Linked DNA regions of Homo sapiens: regions 1 and 2 are each linked to region 3. Evidence: read pairs that join two places in POLR2A ChIA-PET (ENCODE). Cell type or tissue: PC-9. All regions are shown on one strand.

The links. Peaks named below come from ENCODE experiments on the same cell type or tissue, not always from the same donor. Only the 100,000 strongest peaks of a DNase experiment are listed, where the experiment ranks them.
Region 1: POLR2A ChIA-PET joins it to region 3 with 5 read pairs; 3 of 35 experiments call an interaction of 5 or more read pairs at or near these places.
Region 2: POLR2A ChIA-PET joins it to region 3 with 7 read pairs; 1 of 35 experiments calls an interaction of 5 or more read pairs at or near these places.

Annotation. Positions count from the first base shown.
Region 1 is chr2:99,195,269-99,203,268 of GRCh38, reverse strand. It overlaps MRPL30 (mitochondrial ribosomal protein L30), which reads right to left. Exons shown (of 6, transcript NM_145212.4): 6 at 3,708-7,696. The coding sequence ends at 7,564. Among named protein-coding and RNA genes, the nearest start is that of MRPL30, 18 kb to the right of the region's middle. In PC-9, no CTCF peak of the experiment used is centred here; a DNase peak (open chromatin) is centred at 4,968; H3K27ac peaks cover 464 bases.
Region 2 is chr2:100,777,060-100,785,059 of GRCh38, reverse strand. No RefSeq gene overlaps it. Among named protein-coding and RNA genes, the nearest start is that of NPAS2, 39 kb to the left of the region's middle. In PC-9, no CTCF peak of the experiment used is centred here; DNase peaks (open chromatin) are centred at 909 and 4,159; H3K4me3 peaks cover 439 bases; H3K27ac peaks cover 3,859 bases.
Region 3 is chr2:99,416,562-99,424,561 of GRCh38, reverse strand. REV1 (REV1 DNA directed polymerase) reads left to right here. Exons shown (of 23, transcript NM_016316.4): 10 at 282-410; 11 at 2,909-3,063; 12 at 5,615-5,734. Among named protein-coding and RNA genes, the nearest start is that of REV1, 69 kb to the left of the region's middle. RefSeq lists silencers at 1,667-1,736, 1,787-1,836. In PC-9, no CTCF peak of the experiment used is centred here; a DNase peak (open chromatin) is centred at 4,341.

The DNA of each region.
Region 1 (8,000 bases), 220 kb after region 3:
AAAATGGAATCCCAACTTTTGCAACAATATAGATGGAACTGTAGGATATTAGGTTAAGTGAAATAACCCAGGCACAAAAAGACAAATTTTGCTTGTTCTCACTCATATGCAAAAATTAAAACAATTGAGATCATAGAGATAGTAGAATAATGGTTACCAGAGACTGGGAAGGGTAGTGGGGATGGGGGAAAAAGTATAGATGGTTAATGAGTGCAAAAATATAGAGTGAATAAGATCTAGTATTAGCATAACAGGGTGACCATAGTCAACAATAATTTATTATATACATATTTTTTATTTTTTAGAGATAGTGTCTTACTCTGTTGCTCATGCCAGAGTGCAGTGGCACAATCATAGCTCACTGCAGCCTCAAATTCTGAGCTCAGGTGATCTTCCTGCCTCAGTCTCCTGAGTAGCTAGGACTACAGGTGTGCACCACCTCACCCAGCTCATTTTTAAAATTTTTTTTGTAAAGACGGGGTCTTGCTATGTTGCCCAGGCTGGTTTTGAACACCTGGCCTCAAGTGATCCTGCCACCTCAGCCTCCCAAATTTTTCTTGTATAATTAAAAATAACTGAAAATTGAATTGGAATGTTTCTAACAGAAATAATAAATGCTCGAGGTGGTGAATACACCAATTACCTGGATACAATTATTACACACTATGTGCCTGTATCAAAACATCACATGTATCCCATACATTTATACAGCTATTATGTATCCATAATAATTAAAAATAATAATAAAAAAAGAAGTAGGGTCTGATGACCAAGAAGACCCTGGTGGCCAAGATGAGGAAGCACATGGTAGGGGTCGGATGGATGGTGAAGAGGACACAGTGGCCTGAGACTCTGGAGCAGAGGTGGTAAGTCTTACCACCACGGTGGGAGTGAGAAAATGTCTGAGAACAGCTGGGGCAACAGTAGAGAAGGCTGTGCTGGCAGAAGGAAAGCCAGGGATGGGGTGGAAAAAGTGTGGTGGGGCAGGGCCCATTAATCAGGAGGAGACCATGAGGGATAATTGCTGGGAGCCTAGACAGGGGACAGAGTGGGCAAACAGACCTGCATGAGGCACTCCAGCAGGGATGTGACAAACAGGCCTGGTCGGGTCCACTGAGAAGTGAAGGCCTGTGCTCACTGCAGTGAGGAGAACCACCCCATGTCCCCATGTGGAGCAGTCCAGGAAGAGGGGTTTGGAAAGGATCTGGGCTTTTATCAGGTTATTTTGGTGAGTGTTTCAAAAAGTAGGTTTTGCTCTGGATTGGATGCTGTCAGGAGAAAGATGATTCTGTGATTGGTATCTTAATCAATGTTACCTAGAAGGAGGGAGAAATGAAATGAAGCTCAAGCTGTGATTGGCAAAGCTGCAGTGACCCACATTAGCCAGAATAGGTGGATGCTTGGTTATTTTTGTGACTTGAATCACATTCATGTTTTGGTCTGTGCTCAGACATGACTCTAGAGTGGTCTTGTTTTTGCCATGATCCATTACATTCAGTGCAGCTTTATCTGATGTTGATGTTCTGTGAAATTCCTTATGTTCAACAGAAGAACACCACCTGTGAGGCCAGGCCAGCTCCTGGAAACACCAAGGCCTGAGAGTTCCAGGCCAGTTCCTGGCTGTCAGAAGTTGCTTTTTCTTTTCCTCAATCCCCCTCTTTAGTCAAGGGCAGGTGAAGTCAGGCCACAGAATTCATGACATCCAGATTTTCACCACTGTCAAGACCAGGAGGATGTCCCGGAAGCATGGTCTGTAGTTGGGCTAGAGCTAATCCCTTCTCCTGTTGCAGGATGAGCTGTTGAGACCTTTGACTTGACAGTGGGTACAGAGCAGCATTCCAGATTTTGGACAGTGTACATCAACCAACTGTAACAGGCCATTACCAGAAACAAAAGGATGATGAGTCTTATAACGGGTCTTAATGCTGGGATACCAGATTATAAAACCCAGGTGAAGAAACATGTCCCAGAATCCAGATGGGTCTTTTAGGGAGTCAGGTGGCTTTTTTGTTTATCTTAATATTTTCTGTTTTGCTTGCCCTGTAGTGTGTAAGTACAGCAAGAAATGTTTGTGATAGTATCAAGTCCTCCTTGGCTAGCTGATAGAAAATCAAGGTGTTCAATGGGCCTCAAGATTCCTAGGTCCTGTTATAACGATCTTGTCAGGATTATGTCACTGGCAGGTGGGACACACATTCAAAACATCCTCAGCAATATGCTTAAATTACCCTATCAATCTTGGTTCAATACTTTTGCCAATTCTTCTCTGCTATTGTGGGTAATATCACAAAATAGTTTTGCTAATTTCCATTTTTCTTATGGCCATCTCCTTCCATAACAGCAAAGCATGTCAAGGCTCTTTAATTCATTGTCAATTCTACAGGGGTTCCTGTAGTGGTCAGGTGATTTTTGTTGTTGTTTCTAAAGCATTGCAAAGTCATACACTACCCCCACATCAAATACCTCCTATTGTATCAATATAAATATTTACTTTTGTAACTTGGCAGATCTGGGAGGGGGCAATTAATTTAGCCAAACTAAATGAATACGATTTCTGAGAAAAGCTTTGACTATGATGATAGTCTACATAGCATTCCCCCCCGCCCCACCCCAGGGGAGTCTGTCGCCCAGGCTGTAGTGCAGTGGCACAATCATAGCTCACTGCAGCCTTGAAATCCCAGGCTGAAGCAATCCTCCCACCTCAGTCTCCTCAGCAGCTGGGACTACAGGCATGTGCTACCACACCCAGCTAAGTTAAAATTTTTTGTTTTGTTGTTTTAGACATGGGGTCTCACTATGTTGCCCAGGCTGGTCTCAAACTCCTGGCCTCAAGCCATCCCCCCACCTCAGCCTCCCAAGTTGCTGGGATTACAGGCATGAGCCACCACGCCTGACTGTACTTGGCAATTTTTAGTTTCACTTTTTAAGTGTGAATAATCTAAAACCACAATTAAATCAGTTCTCCAAGGGAATCTCTAAGTCTGTGCAGGGTATGGATCGTTCCCTAAGAGGGGTAAGCAATTATGGGCGGTTGCTTTTTTGGGTGAAGGAAGTGGCTGAGTTTAGAGTGTTGTAATATAGGCCAGTGATGTGTAAAAGCAAAGCAACAAAATTCATGGGAGACTAGGTAAGTAGCTGAAAAATCCTGCGAGTTTACTGTCAGTAGAAGACCCTGTACAGCACAGCATGGGAAGCTGTCAAGTTTAGTGGAAACCCTGGAACTAAATCAACTGAAGTTTTCACTTTTATTGCTACTGCTATAGTTCTCAGATGGGGTGAGTATGTCTTGGCTACTGGATCTTACGAAATAAGCAATGGACCCCTGGTGATTTCCACTTAGTTCAATCAGTACCCTAGTGCCTGTTCAGCTTTATAATAAAAAGAAAAGAGGTATGGAGGACTGGTGAATCTAGAATAATGGAAATAATCTTTTGGGAGACAGTAATTGTACCGCTCTGTTTTTCTTTTTTCTTTTTTGAGACAGGATCTCGCCCTGTTGCCTAGGCTGGAGTGCAGTGGTGCAATCATAGTTCATCACAGCCTCAAACTCCTAGACTCAAGTGATCCATCTTGCCATCCCAAAGCGCTAGGATTACAGGCATGGGAGTGGGGTGGGGAGTCGGGGTGTGCACCATGTTCAGCTGTTTATATTATCTTTAAAGTGACCAACAAATTTTCTTTTTTCCAGGTAATACGGAAAACTAGAGAACAGGAAATGAAGAATTGTTTATTTTTCTTCTTGAGCACTTATTTCATGTCATTTAATAATTTTGAGGCAAAAAATAAACAGAAATAATATCCAAAGACATTTTCAGTTTGTTCATTGATTGCCATTCTAATACATAAAGGTAAGAATTTTAGTGACCAGTGTTTTGTATCTGACTCTTATTTTAGAATTTCCAGTGTTCCAAGGATTCCTTATTAATTAATTCCCTCAGGTCTTGAGAGAAAAGTTTTGATATAGAAAAGCAGATTTTGACAAATATACACAAAGAGTGGCAAATGGTTTAGACAGTAATTTGGACCCTTGAAAATTTTATCAAGCTGTGTGATCAAAAAGCTAGTCCTTATTAATTCTCAAAGTATGGAAAGGAAGGAAGGGATACTACTTATGTTAAGCAAAATTATCCCATTTTGAGAAAAACAAGACAATCTCCGCATGGAAGTTTCTTTGCTTTTCATTTTAAGGTACCTCCCAAAGAAGCAATCTTGTTCATGTCAAAATCTCCCTAAAATGGCCTGTGTAGTTCCAAACTGTCCTTGGTGAAACTGTGCCAGTTAGATAATAGGCATACTAGCTAGCATTCTTATGAGAAAAAAAAAATGAAGAAAATAGGTGTTTGGCCTGAAAGAGGTACAATTTTAGATTGAGGAGACCCTAAGAGAACTGCAGTCGTCCTTAAAGGTAGTGTTTGGGTTGACTTGGTGGCCACGGTCACCACCAGATGTCAGGCAAAACCTCCTGAAAGAAGGCAGGTGACACTAAACAAAGCAATCCTCAAAGACACAAAGTCAAGACCGAGGAACAAACCCTTATAGGGTTTTGAAGTGATGATATGAGGCAAAGGAATGCCAATCTGAAGAAACCTTCTAAACTATACAGCCACTATGATAAGGTCCAGGATTGACTTTTCAGGTTTGGCTGGGGGACTTTAAGGAGGCCTCCATGAGCCCTGCCTCCTGTGGTCACACTTCTGTGTAATTCCTCCCTTCCTTGAGTGTAGGTAGGAACTGCAACTTGTTCTTAATGAATGGAATGCAAAAAAGGTGACACGAGGCACATGATTGCATTTATTTGATTATCTAAGAGTGTAGTGCCCATCTTGCTAGTCTGTCTCCAATGCTGGTTTTGGAAGAAGCAACTTGCCATGAATCCTACAGCCATAAGGAAACAAATTCTGCCAACAACCTGAGAGTGCTTGGGAGCAGATCCCTTCCCTGTCAAAGCTACAATGAGCACCTGGCCAGACACGTTTTTCCAGCACTGAGATCCTAAACAGACTACCCAGCTAAGCCACGCCTAGACTTCCGACCCACAAACATTGTGAGACAATAAGTGTGTGTTGTTTTAAGCAGCTAAGTTTGTGGTAATTTGTTCTGCAGCAATAGAAAGCTAATGCTGCTGGCCTATGCCCATATTTTCACTAAAGACTTTTCTTCTTGTAGACACTTTTATTTCTAAATATTCAACTTAACATTTAGATCCCCTCTTCTAGCTATGGGCTGTTGAGATTAAAATTAGTTACTCAAACTTTCTTACTGTTTGAGTAAAAATTAACCATGGTATTTTCCCCTATTTACACAATATTAATATTAGTACAGTAAGGCCAGGTATGGTGGCTCACACCTGTATTCCCAGCACTTTGGGAGGCTGAGGCAGGAGAATCATTTGAGATTAGAAGCTCCAGATCAGTGTGGACAACATAGCAACACTTGGCTCTACAAAAAATTTTAAAAAATACTAGCCGGGAGCGGTGGCATGTATCTGTAGTCCTAGCTGCTCAGGAGGCTGAGGTGGGAGGATCACTTGAGCCCAAGAGTTGGAGGTAATAGTGAGCTACGATCACACCACTGCCCTCCAGGCTGGGCGACAGAGTGAGACCCTGTCTCTAAAGAAAAAAAAATTAGCACAGTAAAAGAGATGGCGCTAAATTAGCAGAGGCTGCTTTTATTTTCACAGATGTCTTCGACCCCACATAAGCAAGGACACTGTATGTTGTGGCACACAGGTTTCTCTCCAACTAGACGGAGCTCTTAGAAGTTAGTGTCCTTTGGCTCCCCTCCAGGCCTTACACACACTGGATATTCAATAACTATGGAATTAAAACTGCAGTTGCCTTTAAGCTTATTTATTAATGGGATCTGGTTTCACTGTGGGTGGCACTTCCACTTTAACGCAACGATCAAAAACATTAAGATCTACGACAGGATGGATATTGGGACAATAAGCATGACAATGTCATTGTTGCCAAGCCAAATTTTACAAGAGGTGAAGGGAAGCAAAGGGTAACTAGAATGCAGAGGTTCTTCATCATCATCTTCAATCAGCTGTCACAGAATTCCCCACTACTGAACCTCCCTTACAATTCTTACTTCTCCCCACCCCTCCAGGTATCTAAAATAGAAAAGAAAGGAAATAATTCTCCCTGAGAGATTTCCGCCTCCTTCTTCTTTCTTTTCAACAGCAACCTCAACTGTTGACAGAGGTTCCTTAGGATTCAAAGAACAATTCTGAAGCTGAAAACAGAATAGTCTGTTTTTGAATAAATCCTAAAATATTTTCATTTCACACCCTTGTTCCATGAGGAAAAAATTTACATAGAGACAAATAGGTTTTGTTCAGGCAGTGTGCAATAATAAAGTTTAGGCCAAATTAGATTTATAATTAGATATTAAATGCTGGTTTGGTACTAAGTTTAGGGATAAAATGAACCCATATCCACATATGTACTTATAGACACCAAAGCACAGAACAGATAATCTAGCTGGCATCCAGTGTTTCTTGACTTTGGCTGAATCTCTGTTCCCCAGAACAGACTGTAAGCTCCAAAAGGTGGGGACCATGTTTTGGTCAGCTTTGGATTTCTCCAACACCTTGCACAGTGTTCATGCAAAGAGCCACTCACAGAAATTGTTGAATTCACTTAAAAAAGAAAACAATTTTGGCTGGGTACAGTGGCTCATGCCTGTAATCCCAGCATTTTGGGAGGCTGAGGTGGGAGGATGGCTTGAACCCAGGAGTTTGAGACCAGCTTGGACAACATAGTGAGTCCCTGTCTCTATGAAAAAACTTTAAAAAATTAGCTGGATGTGGTGGCACACTGCCTGTAGTCCTAGCTACTCTGGAGGCTGAGGTGGGAGGATCACTTGAGCCTGGGAGGTCGAGGCTGCAGTGAACTGAAATCATGCCACTGTATTCCAGCTTGGGTGACAGAGCAAGACCCTGTCTCAAAAACAACAACAACAATACTAACGCAATTTTTATAAAATGGTTAATGAGGCTTGCTAAGGTGGCAGTAGACCCAAACGCAGATGTTCAAACATTGCCATTCTTACATGTTTTGGAGTGAAACAGTGAAAGGGAAAGGACAGAGAATTAAACCAAATTAAACTAAAATCTCCAAGTCTGTAGTAAAAGAGAGCTGCAGCAGGTTTAGTCAGTGAAAAAAAAATTTTTTTTTTTCCCCTGAGATGGAGTCTCATCCTATCACCCAGGCTGGAGTACAGTGGCACCATCTCAGCTCACTGCAACCTCTGCCTCCCGGGTTCAAGTGATTCTCCTGCTTCAGCCTCCCGAGTAGCTGGGTTACAGGCATGTGCCACCATGCCTGGCTAATTCTGTATTTTCAGTAGAGATGGGGGTTTCTCCATGTTGGTCAGGCTGGTCTCGAACTCTTGACCTCAGGTGATCTGCCCGCCTTGGCCTCCCAAAGTGCTGGGATTACAGGTGAGCCACCGTGCCCGGCCTGAAAATGGTTTTGAAAACATATTTTAATGAAAACACTTTCTCACCATCTTTAAATAAAAACAATTTGCATTTTCCAATCGGAAGCTGCTGGGGCATTAGGACTCATGTGCTTTCTGCTCCACAGGTTTCAGATGCCACTGCACTACTAACTCCCCAGTGCTTTTGAGGCACGTGTTAGACATGTTCTCCTCTGCTGGAAGTCCTTGTGGCAACTTCAAGGGCTTGATTCTGTGACACAAGAAAATGCGTTTAGATAGGAGGAATACGTTCTAGCGTTCTATATCCCCGCAGGATAACTACAGTTAACAATAACACATAGTTTCAAATAGCTAGGAGGAGGATGTTGAATGTTCCCAACATGAAGAAATGGTAAATGTCTGAGATGATGGATATGCCAATTACCCTGATCGGATCACTATACTTTATATATATTGAAACGTCACTATGTACCCCATAAATATGTACAATTATTATGTGTCAATTAAAAAAAAACAAAATAAAATTTTAGTTTTTTAAAAAGTTTTTTTCAGAA
Region 2 (8,000 bases), 1.4 Mb before region 3:
TTTGTAGCCTGGACTCTGCATATAGTAGACAATATATACCTTTTCTGTTCGTAATACCATTTCTGCTCATAAACCATGCCTAAGTTGCTCTGGTCAGCCATTATGACTGACTAGTCACACTTTAAAAGTTATAAATCAACCAAAGGGTTATTCATCTGAAGTACGAAAACGGGCTGTGCAGATGATTTAATAGAACGGCCTTTGACCCTGAAACTGCAGATGATATACAGCCAGGAGAACAGGCTCTGGGGTCAGACTCGGGCGAGCTCATGAACCCCCTGAGCCCCAGTTTTCTCATCTGTAATGCAGTGTCAGTAATACTCACCTTGCAAGGCTTTTTGTGCAATTGAGAGAAAGTGCATATGAAGTGACTGGCACGTGATAGAAGCTTAACAATGTTGATTAGTGTTATTCCTTTTTAATCTGCTTTTTGGTTTCTGGTAGTCAGATTGTTTCCAACTCTGAATCTGAAGCAAACAATGCATGATTCAATAACATGTTGGACAAGGGTTTCTCTCTCATTTTCTTTATGTTCCAAATTAGTTGTTACATCCGGGAGATGTTGACCCTAAAAAACCACATTCGTAGATGTCAGTCAGGTGTTGATCAAAACCTATTGTTCTCGAATCAGCTCTCATAGGGTGAGAGTGGGAAAGTGGGAGAACTCAGCCAGGAATGGGACAAAGTTCAACTTGGCCATCTTTCCAGAGAGCCACTGTGGGTTCCTTGAGATCCAGAACCTTCCATCCTTTCCTGGTGTCCGTCCCAGACCCCTTCTTCCCCAGGCCTCATTCTTGCTCACTCCCTCCTTTCCAAGAGTCATGCTTGGGAGGAGACATATACTCACGTGGGAGGGCACTTTCAGCTGCAGGACTTGACACTCTTGTTTTCTTAGGTATTTGAGATAGGAATGTTATTCACAACAGCCAAGAGGGGAGTCCCCTCTCAAGTGTCCATCAGCAAAAGAGTGGTTGAACAAAATGTGGTCTATGCAATGTGGCCCATACAATGGAATATCATCCAAGATTTGTATACCATTTTTTTTTTTTTTTTGATGGAGTCTCACTCTGTCGCCCAGGCTGGAGTGCAGTGGCACGATCTCAGCCCACTGCAAGCTCCGCCTCCTGGGTTCACGCCATTCTCCTGCCTCAGCCTCCTGAGTAGCTGGGACTACAGGCGACTGCCACCACGGCCGGCTAATTTTTTTGTATTTTCAGTAGAGACGGGGTTTCACTGTGTTAGCCAGGATGGTCTCAATCTCCTGACCTCATGATCCTCCCGCCTCGGCCTCCCAAAGTGCTGGGATTACAGGCTTAAGCCACTGCGCCTGGCCACCATTTTAACTATTCTTTTTTTTTGGGTGGGGGACAAGAGTCTCTCTGTCGCCCAGGCTGGAGTGCAGTGGCACGATCTCGGCTAACTGCAACCTCCACCTCCCGGGTTCAAGCAATTCTCGTACCTCAGCCTCCTGAGTAGCTGGAATTACAGGCATCCACCACCATGCCGATTAATTTTTGTATTTTTAGTAGAGATGGGATTTCACCGTGTTAGCCAGGCTGGTCTCAAACTACTGTCCTCAAGTGATCTGCCCACCTTGGCTTCCCAAAGTGCTGGGATTACAGGCGCGAGCCACTGTGCCCAGCTAATTTTTGTATTTTTAGTAAAGATGGGTTTCACCACGTTGGCAAGGCTGGTCTCAAACTCCTGACCTCAAGTGATCCCACCCACCTCAGCCTCCCAAAGTGCTGGGATTACAGGCGTGAGCCACTGCACCTGGCTTCAGTTCTTTTGGCTGCCTACCCAGAAGTGAGATTGCTGGGTAATATGACAATTCCATTTTAATTTTGAGGGGAGCCGCCGTACTGTTTTCCATAGCGGCAGCATCATTTTACACTTCCACCAACAATACACAAGGGTTCCCATTGCTCCACGCCTTTGCCAGTGCTTGTTATTGCCTTCTTTTTTTTTTAATACTAGCCATCTTAATGGGCATGTTTTAGAGGATTCTGAGCAGGAGAATGATGAGATCTGCTTTGTGTTTTTGAAGGCCACTGTGGCGAGAATGAAGTGTGGGGTAGGAAGTCCTCATAATTTACTATCCCACCCAGGATAATTTTGAGAATGAGGCGTCTGTGTGTAAGTACGCAGGGACGGTGTGCCAGTTATATTGTTCTAGTCACACCAGACGTGTGGTCAGTCATGTTTGGGAGGGAAGAGCGGAGCAGCTCTGGAGGCCTGCAAGGAGGCTGTTGCAGGGAGGGGTGAGGGCTGTGGAGAAGGGGTGAGTAAGTGCCTCTACAACAGAGGGGTCGAATGCCGGGATTGATTACTCTGGTGAGAGGGGAGCCAGCATGGCAATCAGGGTGGGGAGGCAGGAAGCCACTCCCACCCCCCAACAAGGAGAGGAAGACAAAGGTGGTGTTGATGACTCTGAGGCCCCCATGGGTCTATCCTATGGGAGCTGGAGCCAGGGAGAGGCCTCTCTGCAGCCACTGCCCCTGACTGTGCCCAAGGCTCCCCACTGTCCCCACCCCCATCTCTTACAACCTCCCATGGCTGAGCTGGGGGCTTGCAGGGCTCAGAGGCCTCTTGCAACAGAAAGGACAGTGGGGAGAGACTGGGGCTGGCCCCATCCAGGCTCAGCACTCGGACGGGGAGAGCCTGGGAAGACAGAATCAACAGGTCTGGATGGCTGTGGGTTTGAAGGAGAAAGCGAACTGAGAGGAGGCCAGTGATTCTAGACACAGCACTGGGTGAATGGAGTTGCTTTTCCTGAGGTGGGAGGTAGGCGGGGAGAGCAGGGAGAGTTGGTTACAGGGGTTCACCCTACCCTAATCCATTCAGCTGCATGTTCATTTTGCGCAGTTTTCTGTTTGAGTTTTATTTACATAATAAAGTGGTAACTTAAAACAAGAAAGGAAAGAAAGAAGGAAAGAAGGAAGGAAGGAAGGAAGGGAGGAACGGAGGGAGGGGCAGGCTGTTTGGACAACTGAGGGAGTCTAACATAACACTTTTCTCTGTGCCCCTGACAGACTGAGATAGATCAACACTGTAGTTCTCCCTTCTTGGGCAAGAGAGGCCCCAGGCTTTGCCTCAGTGGTGACTGGGAGCTGGGGACTGGGGAGGGAGAAGGAGAGAGGTGCTCCCCTACCCAGGCTGTGAGACACTCAAAGAAGGGTAAAGGGGGCAAAGACAGATCCAGGCAAAGGAGAAGCCAGAATCATTCAGTCCCACAGGAGAGGGGGAGGCAGCAGCTGCTGGAACCCTGGCGGCTGGGTGGAGACAGGCAAGTAGGTGAGGGCAGCTGACCCTGGGGAGGCTGATGCAGCATCAGGCTGGGGCCGGGCAGCCTGCAGCGTATTGCCCATGGGCCGTAGAGCCGGCGGCTGCAGGCACTCCTCATTTGGGAAAGCTTTACTTATTATTATTGTTATTCGGTTTTTAGTAGAGACCAGGTCTCACTATGTTGCCCAAGGGGGTCGCAAAATCCTGGGTTCAAGTGAACCTCCCACCTTGGCCTCCCAAAGTGTTGGGATTACAGGCATGAGCCACCGTGCCCGGTCTGCTTATTGTTTTAGAAAACGTTTTCCTTGACTTTACATTTTAAGCAGAATTTACCACTAAGTCCTCGTGTAAAGGACATTGAGTTACACATGGCACAAGGCCTTCGTCATCAGTTTTGCAGATTTCAAGAATATTCAGTTTTACATTGTTTATCGTTTTTTTCATATATCCCCAACTAAAGCTAAACTTGTATTTTGGACAGCCTATAACCCAGTGCTGAGTACGTGGCTGGCCTGTTGATAGGTTGAAGATTTATTTTTACCTATTTTTTAAAAAATGTTTTACTTGGGATGATGACATTGGCACTTGAGAAAAATGAAGCTCCCAAGATATGCTTTGCTGGGGAAGCAGGTAAGCCTTTGTGGGAAGAGCTTTTCTAATCCCCTGAAAGCAATCTATTTATATTCTAAAATCCAAGTTTTTAAGGAAGTGTATCATTATTATAGCTTGCATAACTACAATTATGTCAGAGAACTATTTCTACTGCCCTAGAATCATCTAACCATGTTCCGAGGCCTCCATCCTGACAGGTGGAGTTTGCAAACCGAATTCTCTCTGCATTAGCTGTGCACCGACTTTCCTGTAATTCCTATCAGTGGCCTCTTTGTTCTAGGATTGTGCAACCGGATAACACAGGGGAGTGATTCTTGCTTACTTCCCCTCTTAATGATTGTGAATGTGGCCTTTCAAACCTTGAAACTCATTTCCTCTCCTGGCTCTCATTGCTGGTGAGACAACCACAACCTGGACATCATCAGCTCAGCTCGAGGGGAGGCTGCAGAGAGAGGTGGAGGGGAGCACCTTCTCGTAGATCCACCTTGCCAGGCTGTGTGGGAAGAGGGCGTTGTAGAGACTGGGCAATGCCAGCCTCCCAGAAGGTAGGGTTTGGAACACAGGCAGAAATGCAGGAAAGGGCAAACTGGCCCAATGAAAGCACTGTCCAAGGAGAAAGGAGTTGATTGAGAGGAGGCAGTTGAGAGGGAGAGATTGCTGTAGGCTGAGGCAACCAGGAAAGGACAGGCCTGGCCTAGGGGAAAGATGGGGTGAAAAGCCAAGAGACTCTGTCCATTGGCAGGAGCAGAGGGTGGGGGAATGGTGAGAGAGAAGGCTGGAAAGGTCAAGGCAGGTGCAGGCAAAATTGTAGAGAGCCTCATGCCAGAGGAAGGAGTTTGGACTCTGCCCCCAATTAAGTGGTCACCAGACCTCTGGATTTCACAAATCACTGATTTTTTTTTTTTTTTGACACAAGGTCTTGCTCTGTTGCCCAGGCTGGAGTACAGGGCGTGATCATAGCTCACTGCAGCCTTCATCTCCTGGGCTCCAGCGATCCTCCTGCCTCAGCCTCCTGAATAGCTGGGACTACAGGCTCATGACACCACAGTCAGCTAATTTTTAATTTTTTGTAGAAATAGGGTCTTGCTATGTTGCCCAGGGTCATCTTGAACTCCTGGCCTCAAGCAATCCTCCCACCTGGACCTTCCAGTGTGCTGGGATTATGGGCGTGAACCACTGTGCATGGCATTATTTTTTTTTAGAGAAGTAGAGCTAAGGTGGAGAGGAACGAACATGGTTGCCAACTTAATTTTTCCATGAGACACACAGCGAACCCCCATCAACTATCAGCCTGCTGTCATAAAAGAGGAGAAATCTTAACACCCTTCAGAAAAAACACACGAAGAACAAAATGTCAAACTAAAGGAGAATATCTCTGCAGAAGGACAGCTGGCAACCTTATATCCCGCGGGCGCCGGAGACTGAGAACATCATCTCAGGCTGCTGTGTTACACAGACAAGCTCCGCCAGGGCCGTGGGAGCTGTAGGGCTGTGTCTCTAGGTGGGAGCCATAGCCTTGGGTTCCCAGGCAGACTAGGGGTCAAATGGGCTGAGCACTGGAGGGGGGCGGGGGGCGGGAGACAACTTGGAGGCTGCTGTCTGAACCTTTTTGCCCCTGAAATCCCATCCTCTAGTGCAGCTATCACCCATGTATAGCCTTGTGTACCCCTTGATTGTGAGTGGGCTCCGACTGCTCCCTGGCTTCTGCCTCTTTCCCTCTAATCCATCTTCCACATAGCAGCTAGAATGGGCCTTGAAAAAGGTGCATGGATCATGTTCCCTACATGCAAACACCTTCTATAGCTCTCCAGTGGGAGTAGCATAAAGTTCAACTCCTGGCCCTGGCCCGAGGCCCTTGGAGCAGCATCTGTCTGCAGCTCTGACATCAAAGGACCTCCCAGCTTTCAGGGATGTCACTGGCTGGAGGTAGTTCAGCTCTCTAGGGAGCCACGTACTGGGCCATCATGTTCTTGATCATGCTTTTCCTCTGTCGGGAGCATGTGCCTCCTGCTCTTGTTCCCGTGAACTTCTCGTTATCGTTAGGACTGGCTGACATAGAACTCCCACAGAGGGTTCTTCTGGACCCCCCATGCTAACGAGGCCCCTGCTGTCTTCCTTACATCACTTGTGCTCTTCCTTCGTGGCATTTACCATGGTTGGAGTGTTGAGGATCCCCAAGACCATCCCTACATTTGAGATCTGCTGGAAGGATGCACAGGACTTGGCGTATAGTTGTGTTAACAGCTAAGATTGATGACAGTGACGTAACAAAGATCTACAGCTGGATCACAAGGGAAAAGAAGCAGAGTCTGGAGAACACATGGATGGTTTCCCGATGCTCTCCCTCCCATGGCAGGGTCCCACAATGCACGCTCCTCCCCCAGCAGTGAAAATGCAGCAGCACATGTGTGAGGATTCTGCCCAGGGGAGCCCAGTGGAGACTCAGCACCCAAAGTTTTTCTTGGGGACTGTTTATCTAGGCATCCTCTGCCTAGCACATGCCAAATTTCACACCCCTAGAAGAAAGGCAGTGTTCAGCCTAGACCATATTGTTTTCATAGCTAGGCATAAGGAGTCAGCTCATCAGCTAGCTGTTGACTCGGAGTGTGCTGGGAGCCAGGTTCCCAGATGCCAGTCAGGGGCCACCTCGCAAGCAGGTATGCTTGGTTCTCTTTCCTGTGCCATTTGTAATGAGACCTTTATCTCTCTGTCTCTTTGGGTATGGCCTGTTTTGTGTACTAGGCTGTCAGCGGTGGGAGAGCAGGACCCCTGTCTGCATTATCCATGATTCCTAGCATCAGGCACACAGCAGGGCTCTGAGAGCTTAAGAGCAGAGGAATATCTGCAGGGGTCTGAATCCTTGTCCACTACTTCTGATCCATGTGACTTAAAACAAGCCCCTTAGCTTCTCTTGGCCTCAGTTTTCTTATCTGTCACAAGGGGATAATAGTAGTTCTTCCTTACAGAATTGCTGTGATCGCTGTGTTGCTATTTTTTGTTCAATGGATGCAACCTGAGATATGGGCCTGGACTCAGTTGACAGATACAGAAATGGAAACCTAGAGTGAATTCTAGAGCTATTTATTAGGGAGAATTGAAAAACAAACAAACCAAAAGGTGATTAGTCTTGGAGGCCCAGGAAGGAAGAGAATGAGGAGAACTGAAGTTTTAGATTTGAGTGGTTAGAGAAAAGACATCAATAGAAATGTGGTTGTTGAGGTTGGGACAAGGACAGATGTTGATAAATTTTGACCAGTCCACTATAGTCCTCATTCCTAACCATCAGCCGTCTGGTCATCAATAGACCATGTAGGTTCTCAGTCCCCACTTCTGCAGGAGCAGACTGGATTTGGGAGGAGGCCCTTATGAGAAATGCTCTGCCCTGTTGGCGTGTGCTAGAGACCCTGGTCTTTGCCTTCTCTGGCCACTCATCCCTTCTCCTTCCAGGGACATCCACCCTTCCCTGGCCCCTGTTGCGGCAGTGGCGATGTTCTGCTCCATGGGACCCACCTTGGTGTTGCTCACTGGATCGGGGCACCTTAAGGCTGGTTGGCCAGAGGACTCTGAACTGTGATCCTGGCCTGAAAGGATGAGCTGGGCTGCGAAGGTTCTTTTCACAGGAATTTGGAATAGGGCTTATTAGCAGTAAGCTTCCAATTATAAGGGTGCAGTGGGGCTGATGTGGGGGCCAGGGCAAGCCTTTGTGAGTCAAAGTTATAAGGAAGCAGAAATGGCTGTGTACAGGGTGAGGACATGAGGACAGTCATCAAAAGACCAAGAGAGAGACACCCCTTAGCTCTGCTTTGGGCTTGGATGGTTTCTTGAACCAGCTCCAGTGCACATGCATTTTAGAATCTGAGACAATTTAATCAAGCCACTTAGAGTTTGGCTTCCACACTTAGACTTGGATACAAACTCTGTCCCATGCAAGCTGTGTGACCCCAGGCAAGCCCCTTAAGCTCTTTGAACTTCCGTTTCCTTAGTTGTGTAATAGGGGGAATAATATTGCCAACTTCATAAGGTTATGGTGAGGCCTAAATGAGACCTGGCTTGTAAATGGCTTAGCACAGCTTCTGACATATTATAAGTATTTAAAATTGTTA
Region 3 (8,000 bases):
AGGTATGAGTTTTAGGAGAAAGCTTCAGATACAAGAGCCAAACCTGGTATTTTAATGACATAGTTGGCACATCTACATGTGTCATTTACACTATTCAGACAGTTGTGACTTTTGGGGGAAAACAAGGCTGTAAATTTTAATGCCTATCTTTAATCCCTAATGAGAATGGAGTTAAGTGGAAATTATAAATTAGTGGCATGGGGAGATATCAACATATTTGATAAATATTTGAGTTGAAAACTTCCTAGAATAACCTCCATTGTGTTTTGTTCTCGCTCTAGGCAACTTGGCATTAAGAACGGAATGTTTTTTGGGCATGCTAAACAACTATGTCCTAATCTTCAAGCTGTTCCATACGATTTTCATGCATATAAGGAAGTCGCACAAACATTGTATGAAACATTGGCAAGGTACAGTGTATCAAACTGTCATTTTGTGTCTGTGTTTTCCTTCTTTTAGCTAATAGTAAAGACAGTTCAAGTTTTCTTTAGGATTGTCAGGATCACTTTTGTTAGAATTTTATCTTCCAGGAACCACTCCTCAGCATCCCAGTTTGAGACCTTTCTTTGGGCAATTTCCAGGTAGCTCAATCTCAAAGGATAGTTTTGTATTGCCAAAATTGTTCATGTGCTTCCTTGGTTGATGTAAGATCTGATTATTTGCTTATATTACTTCTAGTCTGTGGTTCTGGTTTTCTTCCCATGGAGCCAGATAGATGAAGGATGGAATTTTTTAACCTGGTTTTTCTCTTTTATTTCATTTTAATTATAGTTTTGTTCAAAATTAGAACTGATGGGTTGATAACAAGTGGAGACACTTTAAAACCTTTATCTTCTTAAAATCATTGGATATGCCAAAAGTTAGTTTTCATAAAAGTGGGTCTTTAATAATAGTTTCAAAATGGTTGATGAGTTGGCTTGAGAAAAGGTGATTAATTTTAAAAATATTTAAAATTGTAGATGTATTTAAAAATATTTAAAAGTGTAGATATATTCCATATTAACTCAGGACTCAAATTTCTTAAAAGTATAACCAGCCTATTATGCTGTAAACCAGGGGTCAGCATAGTTTTCTGAAGGGAGCCAGATAAAGTTTCTGTCACTCAACAGAAGTTCTCAGTTCTGCGTTGTGAATGGAAAGCAGCCACGGGGAATGTATATGAATGGGCTTGGTGTAGTTCCAGTAAAAATGCATTTACTGGATGTTAGGCCAAGGTTTGTCAACTCCTGGGCAGTATTAATGTTCCAAGAGATAGACTTCTTGCCTCTGTTTTCACCTCTGCCTCTTCCTTTTTATGCGTTAATTTGAACACCAGTATCTGCTAAGTACAGGTGACTGCTAGATGCTGCTAGTCCAGAAGGGAATATCTAATCCTTGCCCTTGTGGGAGCTTGCTTTAGTAGGAGAGAGAGAGAAAATGTGAAGGAACTGATTATTTCCTGGCGTCATTATGTAGGAGTGAGTGCTGAATGATAAGACACTTATTATAGCTATTCTATTAACACAAAGAGAACACACTAATTAACTTTCCAGTTATAAGTTGGGTAACTAAATAAATAAATCCCAAATACAGGAATGTTGGTATTGTCAAGTGGAACGTGCTTTAAATCCTCTTTGAAAGGAGGAAGTCAGTGGTAGCATCCAAACGAGGGCTAGATAGGGATGGGTGACTGAGGTCAGTACTGTGGTGCTCCTGTGTCCTGGGTATTGAAGCCCTAGAGCAAGCATCAGCCTGTGCCTGAGGTTATGAGGATGTGAGAGAGAGCTGTGACCTATACTCCTACACAGTCACATGCACACGGTCCCAGTAGAAGGCTGGAGACAGTTTCAGTGGCATGTTTCTATTCTTAGGGGAAAAATATCCACAGTAGTGTTCTTCTACCACCCTTGGGAAATCCTATCTCAGCTTCATATTCTCCCTGTCTCAGGGCAGCTTTCACTCTGAAGCAAAATACCTCATACCAGATATACCCTTCTGTTCTTAAAAATGTCATACTTTAAGCCTAAACAAAACATACTTATTTCTTTAATAGATTATTTCTTTAATAGAGATCTTAATCTGATTGTAACCTACCTACAGTAAGGTGTAGGTGAGAGATGAGGACCGCCCTCCTAGTCTACATTACCAAGTGGATTATGAAAGACATAGTTTTGATCCTGAGGCCTCTTGGGAAAGTTTCCTCCCATTTCTGGTCCAGTTCTATTTTGTGATTTCTTAGTCCTCGTATTAGCATGGGGGCCACATAGCAACTCTTGTCTTCCTTTTTCTTTTCTCTAATTAAAACAAATCCTTTTTGTGGATAGATCCTATGAGATGATTTTTTAAAAAGTATGTCCACATGCAGAGAGTGTAGATAACTATTCTCAGACAAGCAGTTGGGATGACTGGCCACTTTTTCCTTCTGTATTCTAGGCCTGCTACAGTGAGTGGAATTTAACTGTGATATTTTGGTTTTAGGAGAGTAGCAATTACTGATTTGTCTAATTTTTCTGTTCCTTAAAGGATTCTCATAAACCATTAGATTAAATGTTTTGACAGTTCAAATTCACCCACCGGTTTTCAACTCTTCAAAGGTTTATAGAAGTATTGTCAGTATAGAGAAACTGAAATAATAATTTATGCTGTGTTTTTGTTTTTTTGTGTTTAAATTTTTTTTGTTGGTTATTTTACTCCTCAAACATTTTCCTATCCAATATGCTGTATTTTGGTAGTTAATAAGGAGAAAGAGAACACACTAATTAACTTTGCAGTTAAAAGTTGGGTGACTAAAATGGTACTTCAGCCAATTCATTTAAAATGCTTTGTGAGGAAATAGAAAAAAGAGAGGATAAGAAGACTATTTTGCAACATTGGGTCTACCAGATGGTGGCTGTGGCTGTGATTCGTTGCCTTTGCTCTGTGTTGATAGCTACACTCATAACATTGAAGCTGTCAGTTGTGATGAAGCGCTGGTAGACATTACCGAAATCCTTGCAGAGACCAAACTTACTCCTGATGAATTTGCAAATGCTGTTCGTATGGAAATCAAAGACCAGACGAAATGTGCTGCCTCTGTTGGAATTGGTTAGTATCTAGCTTATCTTGTACTCAAAAGAGTTGCTTTGAGATTCTTGAATATCAGTTAATTTTATGGAGTTTTTCTTTTTATTAGCTTCCTCTCACTTGTAAAACCGTTTTTAGCATTGCTTACAATTGTGTGACACACGAGATAAGTGCTGGAAATATAAGTAAATGGTTGATAATCTTCGCAATAAATAAGTTAGAATATTTCTTACTTATTCTTAAAAAATTGGGAAGGTTTCATTCAACATTTGTAAACAGTTTTTTTTTTCCCAAAAGTGAACGGAAACCGTATTTAAAGCTAGGTGGTGGTATGGGTTTAGAGTTGCGTGTTAAGTCTGAGTCTTGTTACTCTCTGCACTTCAGCCTCCCGGCACATGGAGCTATTCCTGTCTTCACTCAGTTCTAGAAGTCACCCTGACTCCAAGTGCTCTCAGTAACTGTCCAGTCTCTCCTCCATCTCCATCCATGCTGTCTTTAAACCTTGTACTTTGTTTCCACAGCTGCTCCCAGCACTTACCCTGCTTTTTTGTTGATTCTTCCAGCCGTGTCCTCTGGAACTCTTTCATACTTAAGCTTCCCTGAGTCACCTCTTCCTTTCTTAACCCACTCATTACCTTCTGGCAAGATACCCCTTTTCTTGCCATTCTGTTACTAGAGCCAGTTTGTCCCTGCCATACTCAGTATACCACAGGCTTGGAAGGTAAAGTTAACTGTCTTAGCTTGCCATTGTCACTTTCAACCATTATTCCTCCATCTTCATCCAAAAACCCTTCTTCTTCCAAAGTTCCCTGTCTCCTTTGTACCCATGAAATTTACTAATGACTGAGTGATGATGCAGAGAGGCTAATGCCATTGAAAGAAGAATTTGTTACTTCCATTTCCCGAGAGGAGGGGCACACCGTGCTACACAGGACTACTGGGGAAGCACCAGGGTGGTTAGGAGACAGAAGCTGAAGGAGTGGCAGACGGAGCGCCTAGGCTCCAGAGCCTTTGTTAGGGTTTTTTTCAGAAAGGCAAGGCAGGGCTGAGGAAACACTTTAGGAGTGGCTAGTTTGAGTAATTCTGGTGGGCTCTGGGCTATAGGGGTGGTCCCTAGTTGCCTGGTAGCTGGCCCTGGGACAATTTAGGGCAGGAGGTGGTTAGGTTGCATATGACAAGTGTGCTTCCAGGTAAGAGGTTTACTGTCTTTAGGAATTAGCCAGCCCTGGGAGGGCAGTCTCTCCCCAGCCAGCAGGATTTTTAAGATTTCAAAACACTGCGAGATACAGAAAATAAAAAGTATGATTAATACATTCCCAGCATTCCTACAGCTACTGGCTAGCCTACCTTTTACCCCCTGATGTTGGCCCACAGACATTGGTAACATTTCACTTAGGAATTCTATATTCCATTGTCAGGCACAATTTTATTTTTTTGTTTTTAATTGTCCTTAATTTTCATTTATAAGTGATCATGTGAATCCATTCTTTTAAGTTCAAGCATATGTAATGCCAAAGTCCCACTTTATATTTCCACTCCTCAGTGCCTTTCCCCTCCCCTGAACTCACTACTTTTATCATTTTGGTGTGACTTCCCAGAACTTTCCCTGTTCGTGAATCTCTGTTTATATAAGTCTTCTATAAAACCAAGATATGTCCTCAATATAAGTCTTCCCTTTGGAGATTTTATTATTCACGGAGAAGCCCACCTAGCAGCTGAGCTCTGCAGATCCCTGCCCCTTCTCAGGGCTTGGTGCCCTTTTCCTCCACTGCTTCTGTGGCCCCTGCCCACACCTACACCGTGAACCTCACTGCCTGTCTCTGTGTTTTGAGGACTCTTCTACCCTCAGTTCCCACTGCTGCTTTGGGCTTTCTGGTTTCCCCAGTCCAGTCGCGCACTTTTTATTGTCATTTCCCTACCTCCTCTGTCTCCTGTGGTTGGGAACATGAACTACTCTTTGATCATGGCCTTCAATTCCTACAGACACCCACTCTGAAGATCAGGACTGCTGATTGGGCACGGTGGCTCATTCCTGTAGTCCCAGCACTTTGGGAGGCTGAGGCGGGTGGATCATGAGGTCAGGAGATCGAGACCATCCTGGCTAACATGGTGAAACCCCGTCTGTAAAAATACAGAAAAATTAGCCGGGCATGGTGGTGGGCGCCTGTAGTCCCAGCTACTCGGGAGGCTGAGGCAGGAGAATGGCTGGAGCCCAGGAGGCGGAACTTGCAGTGAGCTGAGATCACAACCACTACACTCCAGCTTGGGCAACAGAGTGAGCCTCCATCCCCCAAAAAAAAAAAAAAAAAAAAAATCAGGACTGCTTTCTCTATTCCTGCTTCTGGTTAGATGCTGAAGTGGCACTTGCGTTAGAGCAAAGAGAAACCTCTGTCCAGGTACTCTGTTGGTTATAATCTAAATACTTAGCAAAATTCTACACCTTATTTGAAATAATCAAAATTTATTTTCATTGTTTTTAGAAACTTGATGGATAACCTGTATGAAGAGATCTTTGTTGAGAAATTTAAAAAATAATTGTGACTATTTCTTGGATGACTTTTTTTTTTAATAGGTTCTAATATTCTCCTGGCTAGAATGGCAACTAGAAAAGCAAAACCAGATGGGCAGTACCACCTAAAACCAGAAGAAGTAGATGATTTTATCAGAGGCCAGCTAGTGACCAATCTACCAGGTAAATAGAAATATTTTAACAATACTTTTATTACAGGCATTACAAGTACTTTTCATATCTATAATATAGAACTGTGAGACCTCTTTTTGCCCAGACATGAATATAAAAATTTTTAAGTCTTATTGAGTGCCATGAAAAACAAAATTTGGAATTCTGCATTAAATATCCCCTAAAATGATTTGTCAGGACCTTAATGTTACATTTTTGTTTTGCTTCTATTCAGTTTTACTTTAGGTATTTCTCAAGTAGCAAGATTCTAAGAAACAATGTTAAAAGGGAGGATGATGAAATTGACTTTCAGTCCTTTAAATAAATGATTATTGAAATAGTTTACTCCTGGGCTAAAGATAAAAGTTTTGAGCTTCGATTCTCCTATGTCATGCTGCAGGACTAGCGACAGTTTTCTGAGTTTATTAAACAAGTACTTTTAAAAGTATAAATAGAATGTGTGTGAGCTGTATTAGGAAAAAGGAAACGTAAAGAAGGATTGTGTTTTCAATTAACTCCACTCATGGAAAAAAACCTTCCATCTTAACCTTTCTCACCTAAGGGGCAGGATGTTCAGTTATTTCATATTTTTGTGTAGTTACCTATTTATTATAAAGTGCCTCTGTCAGCTTTGTAAAGTCTTCCATCTTCATTTATAGTGAAAGTTTTAAAATTCATTTGTTAAAAGTAGATTTAGTGGCATTTTTAGATGCCTATTTTTAAGCCTAATAAAAGTATGTCCGAACTAACTTAGAAGTTTCTGTTAACAGGCCATAAATATTAAACGACAGAAATGGCATTTTATGGTAGGTTAGTTTTAAAGCTTCCTGACCCCCGTAGTATATAACTTAAAACGATGTATTAGTGTCAGAAATGTGTAATATGACATTTTTGATGGTTAGTTTCACATTTAATTTGAGAATACTTTATAAAATCAAACTAGCAAATTACTGTAGTAGACAACACAGTTTAAACATTTTTAATAAGAAATCTTACTGAAGTTTTATATAAGAAGGAACTGGTATATTTAAAGTTGCATGTAAAATTTGAGTTTTAAGTTTATTACACTAGCCATCTGTATTAGTTTTCTAGGGGTGCCATAACAAAGTACCACAGACTGGGGTGCATAAACAACAGAAATGCGTTGTCTCACAGTTCTGGAGGCTGGAAGTTCAAGATCAAGGTGTCAGCAGGGTTGGCTCTTTCTGAAGCCTCTGCTTGGCTTGTAGGTGACCCTCCTCTCCCTGTGTCTTCACATGGCCTTCCCCATATGCATGTCTCCGTCCTGATCTCTTCTTGTGAGGATACCAGTCATGTTGGATTAGGCTCATCAATATGACCTTGTTTTATCTTAATTACCCTTTAAAGATTCTGTGTCCAAATACAGTCACACTGTGGCCGGGCATGGTGACTCACACCTGTAATCCCAGCACTGTGGGAGGCCGAGGCAGATGGATCATTTGAGGCCAGGAGTTCAAGACCAGCCTGGCCAACATGGTGAAACCCTGTCTCTACTAGAACTACAAAAAAAATTAGCTGGGGGTAGGTGGCACATGCCTGTAGTCCCAGCTACTCAGGAGGCTGAGGCACAAGAATCGCTTGAGCCCGAGAGGCAGAGGTTGCAGCGAGCCAAGATCGCACCACTGCACTCCAGCATGGGTGACAGAGTGAGACTGTGTTGAAAAAAACAAAACAAAAACAAATACAGTCACATGGTGAAGTACTGGGGTCAGGACTTCAGCATATAAATTTGGGGAAGACACAGTTTAGTCCAAAACACCATCTTTAAATCGAACCCTTTTTGTAGTTTTCTTTGTTTTAATAGAAATAGGGACGTTTTAGCTACTTGACCTAGTAATCCTACCATTCACCTTCATTTGCTTCCTGGCTGGAAAGACTTTATTTCTTTTTTTTTTTTTTTTTTTTTGAGATGGAGTCTTGCTCTGTTGCCCAGGCTAGAGTGCAATGGTGCGATCTCGGCTCACTGCAAGCTCTGCCTTCTGGGTTCACGCCATTCTCCTGCCTCAGCCTCCCGAGTAGCTGGGACTACAGGCACCCACCACACAGCCGGCTAATTTTTTGTATTTTTAGTAGAGATGGAGTTTCACCTCTGTCTCGGTCTCCTGACCTCATGATCCGCCCGCCTCGGCCTCCCAAAGTGCTGGGATTATAGGCATGAGCCACCGTGCCCAGTGAGACTTTATTTCTTGAAGGGCAAGTGTGAAGTTACATGTCCTGGCCAAGCTGAGGCACAGCCTTGAATTTCCTAAGGGAGATT